Linked DNA regions of Homo sapiens: region 2 is linked to region 1. A link is an interaction called in ENCODE POLR2A ChIA-PET data of the cell type or tissue named here. Cell type or tissue: IMR-90. All regions are shown on one strand. Links, peaks and the distances in the headings refer to the core of each region. The heading gives the core; the rest is flanking DNA.

Region 1 (3,263 bases), core at 329-2,828:
CTCCCAAAGTGCTGGGATTACAGGCGTGAGCCACCGTGCCCGGCCTTTAAACAGACTTTCATAAGACTAACCACCATTACCTTTGACCAGGACAGGCATGCAGCCCACGTGCCCCAGTCCAACCATGTCTGTGTTAAAATATTGAAACTTTTTTTTTTTTGAGATGGAGTCTCACTCTGTCGCCCAGGCTGGAGTGCAATGGCGTGATCTCAGCTCACTGCAACCTCCACCTCCTGGGTTCAAGCAGTTCTCCTGCCTCAGCCTCCCATGTAGCTGGATTACCAGTGCCCGCCACCGTGCCCAGCTAATTATTTTTTTTTTTTTAGTAGACGGGGTTTCACCATGTTGGCCAGGCTGGACTCGAACTCCTGACCTCAGGTGATCCACCTGTCTCGGCCTCCCAAAGTGCTGGGATTACAGGCATGAGCCACCGTGCCCAGCCAGAATATTGAAACACTTCTGTGTTTACTGCTAACTAGTCACTTTCCTGCACACACCACGCACCCCCACCATGACCCATCAACTCAAAAAAAATAATTCCAGCCCCACAGAGGAGCCTCCAGGACACTGCTGCAGCACAAAGGCTGACACCCTCTGATTTTTGCCATCACACCTGCCTTTAGTTTCTTACTGACATAAGTTATGTAACTACAAAGCAATGGCTCTAAGTTATCTGCTTTTAAGGTACAGCAGAATTAAATATCCAAATAGAATAAATAGTATTATTTGTGAATCAGCCATCTTATTCTTGAGGCTTGGTTTCAAATGACTTCTGGCTTATAGCAAAATCAAATCCACCCTCAAAAGATATTAGATTGCCCTCCGCAAGAGTTTACAAAAGTATATGATGCCGTTCCCAGTGACCATCTTGATTAGCGGTGCCCAAAAACTACTTCAAGCAATGATGGCATCATAGGAATACGTGTGTAGCCTCATAAGGTGAAGAGTTTTCCACACACATGTAATAATTTAGATAAATTTTAATACTGCTGGATATCAGATAATATTAAGAAATTATTATTAATTTTTAGTTGTGATGATACTGCTTTTTTTAGAGATGCATACTCAAATATTTACAAATTAAACCTATGATAGAAGGGATTTGTTTCAAAACAATCTGTAGAGAAGGGGTCAGGGGAGGGAGCATGAAGGGAGCTGGTGATTCATGATCCTATTCACTCCACTTTTGTATATGTTCTTCCAAATAAAACGTTAAGCCAAATTGTTTTCCATCCCTGGTAGGCGGGAGATGTAAGAGGGATAGAAGCGCCCTGGATTAGGGCATGGGGAGACCTGGAAGGATTCACTGTCCACCTGCTCACTGTGTGGCTGTGGACCTTCCCTTATGTTTTCTGTGCCCACTGTCCTGTTGTCCTGTCTGTGAAGTGTGCAATGCACATAATCACTCACACACACACACACACACACACACACACACCCCTTCCCAGACAGGTTAAAGGGAGTCTAAACAAAACAAGATACTGTTTGTGTAACATTTTGAGCTCTTTGGGACAAAGGTGCAACATCAACCATCCATCATTATCCTAACCCAGCACACAGAAATGCTTTGTGAAGTTTAGTTTAGATGATTCAGGATTCCCAGAACCCCTACAGATTTTTCAGAAACTACCTCATGCTTCATTCTCTAAGCCAACTAAAAAAAGGAGCAGAAACAAAACACCCTGCTTCCACACAGGAGGCGTGGAGCAGCTCTGTTTACTCCTCCGACACAAAGCCCTTGTTTATGTGGGACAGATGGTAATACGTTTCTCTTCTCTTCTCTCTCTCTCCCTCCCTCCCTCCCTTCATCTGTTCCTCTCTGTTTCTTTGTCCCCCTCCATTTTTCTTTTCTCCAATCCTTCTCAGTTTCACACCACTTTTCCTGAATTGACTCAAGGGCCAGCAAGAAAGATAGACACACAGAATGCCAAGCCCTAGGGGAACGGCTTTGCATCTACTATTTACTCTACCAGGCTGCATGCACACGGTCGTTTCTTGTTTCACAGTACTCACATTTGAAATGCATTTTTGAAGACAGAGTGATACACCTTTGAAACTCCAGGGGGTTCAGGGCAAACATGAAAAGACCCATAAATATTTATGTGGCAAGTTTCCATGGATTGTCTTCACAAAGTAAAAAGTAACCACAGTCAATATGTGAGAGCGCGCAGACACAGACACACACACATACACACACACACACACACACACACACACACATGTTCCTTCCAGGCCTGGCCACTCCCAAAGAACACATGTAAACCTCTTATCACATGTTTACTGCAGTGGGCATAGTCTGTAAACCAGCCTGGGGGAGGGGAGAGGAGGTGTGAAGGACTAGACACGCAAGAGACTTCTCTCCCTCCATGTATAAAGCTGGTTCCTCTCCTTCTCAGACCCAGGCAAGTCACTTATTCTTTCCCAGCCTCTGTTTCTTCTTCTGTAAAATGAAGGTTTTAGAATGCATAGGTGATCTATAGCATCTTTTCCAGCTCTAAATATCTATGACTCAAGGTTTTTAGAGAATTCCCATAATATGAATCTATCTGACACCCAAAATACCTTGTGGGGGCAGGGACAGGTCTGTTGGAATCGACAAACCAGTGATGAGTGATGTCAAACCAGTGACTGAACAATGACCTTTGTGGTGGCAGAGGAGAGACGTTTGGGGCAAAGGGAAAAGAAAAAGATGGTATTAAGTTCAGTAGGGAAATGAGTCGTCTATAAGCAAAGTCAGAGAAGGGCATCAGAAAGGAAAGAATTGGCATAATAGGTACCAAGCAGGAGTAGGAGGCAATATTTGGCATCTGCCTGGGTGTCTAGAAGAAAAGATGGCAAAAAAGCAAAGCAGTGCAAAAGGAGGTGTGCACAGGTCCTGCCTGGTCGCCTGAAATCCATTCTCAGATGCCAAACATGCTTCAGACAGAGGCATTCTCCAAGAACCAGCACACTGGCACTCTTAGAAGAGGCCTTAATGTGATGCCCTGTTCTACACAAGGATAATAACCATCCCCCATAGCCACCCCCCACCTACAGAAAAGAAAGAGTAAATACCCTGCTTTTAAAAGATGAATCATTATTTGAGCACTAATAGCTACATCTGCAAATAATTAACTCTAGGATTTATTACCAATTAGGACTATAAATCTGTGCTTACTTTGGCTCCTGGAAAGTTGATTTCACTGGGGAGTGTGGGAGGGAGGGGGGACAAAGTCATTTGAGACAAGGAGGGAGAAATCCAAGCTTAAAAAGGCACACTTCAA
Region 2 (3,263 bases), core at 491-2,990, 150 kb before region 1:
TGTCTAGGCAGGAGAAAATTAGATTGTTTGAATGTTTTATTTGTTACCAATCATGTTTTGAAAAGAACAGGTGAGTGGGACCTATACATGTAAAAATGCTAAAATTCCTCCATCCAGAAGGAAGCATTGTTAAGTCATCTCTATTCATCAGTTCATGCAGCAAATTTTGAATTGAGAGCTCCAACGATGTACTTGGGCCATTTGTGGGCTTGAGATAGATCAAAAAAAAAAAGGAACCACCTTGTCAGCCTTCTGCAGCCCTCAGTCCAGCCAATTGGAGCTTCCAGCTGTTAACTGTTTTACTTGTTATTTTAACACAATGACCTGTCTTCTTCTTTCCCATTTTCTCCTCCTCTTACTTCTTTCCTCATTTTTGTCCCTTTCTGTTCTTCATTTTAGTGGTAAAAGAACGCATGATCAACAACCACAACAAATTGACATGGTCCCTAATCTCCCAGATCCATAAAAATGGTGGTGAAACCATTCTATGACCCACTCTTTACAGGGGCACCTAATAATATTCAGTTCAACCGGCTCCAAAGGCATTGTGAGGGCCTCTTTGTCAATGTATGTAAAAGCATTTTCGAGCAGTAAAGGCCTCTTTAAATGTTGGCTATTACTACAATGGAGAACTAAACAAAGTAAAGAACTCAAAGGAAAAAGGGGTCCATTGAAGCTGGTCAATTGGTCAAGTATACTGTAACTGTTAGGTATCTTGGAGCTAAGAAGATGCTTTTGTACCCTCTGATGGTAAAATGAGGAGCCATGTCATGAGGGAAACAAATATATATCATGGAACAAAGGGAATTTCTGTATCCTCTTGATTTTTTGTGAACTGTTTATAAATCAGTGTTTGCTTTTAATTTTCCTACTTGTGATATATCTGTTTTGTAGGCCTCTCAAAAAGATTAATCATAAAACAGAACAAGATGGTACACTGAATTCCAGAACACAAGAAAGAGACCCAAGAAACTCAAGTGTCAATCAGCTACTCAAGTCATGATACAAAGACAGTTTAAAAGCTAAGCAAAGTATGGACCTAGTGACCTGCAGGTTGACTACAACAAATACCCTTTCCTCAAATGGGGTTGCAGTCACATTACAACTGCAGAGTCAATCCATACTGCTCTCTGCCAGAGGCAGCTGTAGCTGCTCCATGATTGCCTAGGCCCTGCAACAAATACCAAGAGTGACTCCAAAACAATTCCCCAGGTCATTGACCCAGGTCATTGACATAGACCTAGACCGGTATATTCCCCTGCAACACAAAATCCTAGGGGAAAATCTAAATAAAGAAAGGGATTGTCAGCTCCATTTTCTCAGTTTAAATCCACAGAAGAAAAACACCATAGATTTTTTTTTGTTTGTTTTTACAGAGTTTTGCTCTGTAGCCCAGGCTGGAGTGCAGTGGTGTGATCTCAGCTCACTGCAACCTCCACCTCCCAGGTTCAAGCGATTTTCCTGCCTCAGTCTCCTGAGTAGCTGAGATTACAGGTGCCTGCCACCATGCCTGGCTATCTTTTTTTTTTTTTAACAAAAGAAAGATTAGACCACTTTTTAGATTAATTTACCTTCTTGCAGAGGTTTATTTGCTTGTTTGTTTTTCCAACTTAACCAGTCATTCTAAATAGCAAAATTTTATTTGGCCTCAAGGTCCAGCTTGCTTTTCACTCAAAGAACACCTATCTGGTTTTGAACGAGGGGCTCTTGGACCTTTCCTCTTCCTACAGGGAAGTATCCACTTCCTATCTGGGATCAGGGACTTCCCAGTTACTCCCGAGGTGGGGAGGACACTGGATCTGGAAGGCTGGCCCCCTACTCACAGTCTCCGTGCTTGTCTACCAGATGGCACCAGCTCCCACTAAGCTGAGCCAGAGGGCGCATCTGGAAAGCACTTGAGACATATGGAACTCATCACTGTCATCACTGTGCCCCTCCCTCCCCTGCTTCAGTGCTTCTAAGAAGGGAGAGGCTGACACGAACCCTGGGGAGTCAGATCTGCTGTGCAGTTTACATGAACCCAGCATTCATGGTTAGACAGAAGTCCTCTGGGCTGACTGTACTCTCCTGACACTTTCGTAAGCTCTCACTAGCATATGTAAAAGGAGGGAGGAGATGCCACATGCTGCACAAACAGTGTTTAAGCCTCTGTGTCTTTCCCACTGGAAGGTAGAGTGTTATGAAGGAAAAGTCATGGGCTTTGGAGTCAGAATCCTGTCTTTGCTACTGTACTAATCAACTTAGGCTATGGCATGATGTGGTAACAAACAACCCCAAATCTCAGTGGCTTGGAATAGCAAAGGTTTATTTCTCACTCAGGCTACATATCAGCTGCATCTGTCTTCCCTGTGGTCATTATCTCCAGACCCAGACTAAAGGAGCAGCCAGTATCTGGGAAATTGATCTTGTGAAATAGAAAAAAAGACAATGGAATCATATGTTGGCTTTTAAAGTTTCTGCTCACATCACTTCCATTTATATTTTATGGACAAAACAAATCATATGGCCAAGCCTGACCCCAAAAAAGCAGGGATTTTTTTTTTTTTTTTTTTTTTGAGATGGAGTCTTGCTCCGTCACCAGGTTGGAGTGCAGTGGCGCAATCTCGGCTCACTGCAACCTCCGCTTCCCAGGTTCAAGCAATTCTCCTGCCTCAGCCTTCCGAGTAGCTGGGATTACAGGCATGTGCCACCACGCCCAGCTAATTTTTCTATTTTTAGTAGAGACGGGGTTTCACCATGTTGATCAGGCTGGTCTCGATCTCGTGACCTCGTGATCCACCCACCTCGGCCTCCCAAAGTGCTGGGATTACAGGCATGAGCCACCACGCCCGGCCCAAAGCAGGGATATTTAACACACTCCCAAATAGCAAATAGATTGAGCAATAATACAACTTACTACAGCCACTTACTCTGTGTCCTGTGGCAAATTACTGTGATGTAAAAATGATGATGTACACCTGGAGATGATGATAGGATGATTAAATAAAATACAGGTTTAAAATAGAGTATTATGTTCCCCTAGCCAGGGGAAGCAGTGAGGGACTGTGCCATGAGGGATGGTGCTATCTGGCCCAGATACTATGCTTTTCCCACAGTCTTCTCAACCTGTAGACCAGAAGATTCTCTCTGGCACCTACACCACCAGGGCCCTGGGTTTCAAGCACAAAACTGGGCAGCCGTTTGGGCAGACACCAAGCTAGCTGCAGGAGTTCTTTTTTCATACCCCAGTGGTGCCAGGAATGCCAGTGAGACAGAACCGTTCA

What was found. Peaks named below come from ENCODE experiments on the same cell type or tissue, not always from the same donor. Only the 100,000 strongest peaks of a DNase experiment are listed, where the experiment ranks them.
Region 2: POLR2A ChIA-PET joins it to region 1 with 7 read pairs; 1 of 35 experiments calls an interaction of 5 or more read pairs at or near these places.

What each region holds. Positions count from the first base shown.
Region 1 is chr3:170,469,266-170,472,528 of GRCh38, reverse strand. All of the region lies in intron 7 of SLC7A14 (solute carrier family 7 member 14), which reads left to right. The region is part of intron 1 of SLC7A14-AS1 (SLC7A14 antisense RNA 1); the gene reads right to left. Among named protein-coding and RNA genes, the nearest start is that of SLC7A14-AS1, 3.6 kb to the right of the region's middle. In IMR-90, for the core only: no CTCF peak of the experiment used is centred there; DNase peaks (open chromatin) are centred at 1,188 and 1,678; H3K27ac peaks cover 1,435 bases.
Region 2 is chr3:170,621,659-170,624,921 of GRCh38, reverse strand. The region is part of intron 2 of SLC7A14-AS1 (SLC7A14 antisense RNA 1); the gene reads right to left. Among named protein-coding and RNA genes, the nearest start is that of SLC7A14, 37 kb to the right of the region's middle. In IMR-90, for the core only: a CTCF peak has its summit at 1,872; a DNase peak (open chromatin) is centred at 1,991; H3K27ac peaks cover 1,087 bases.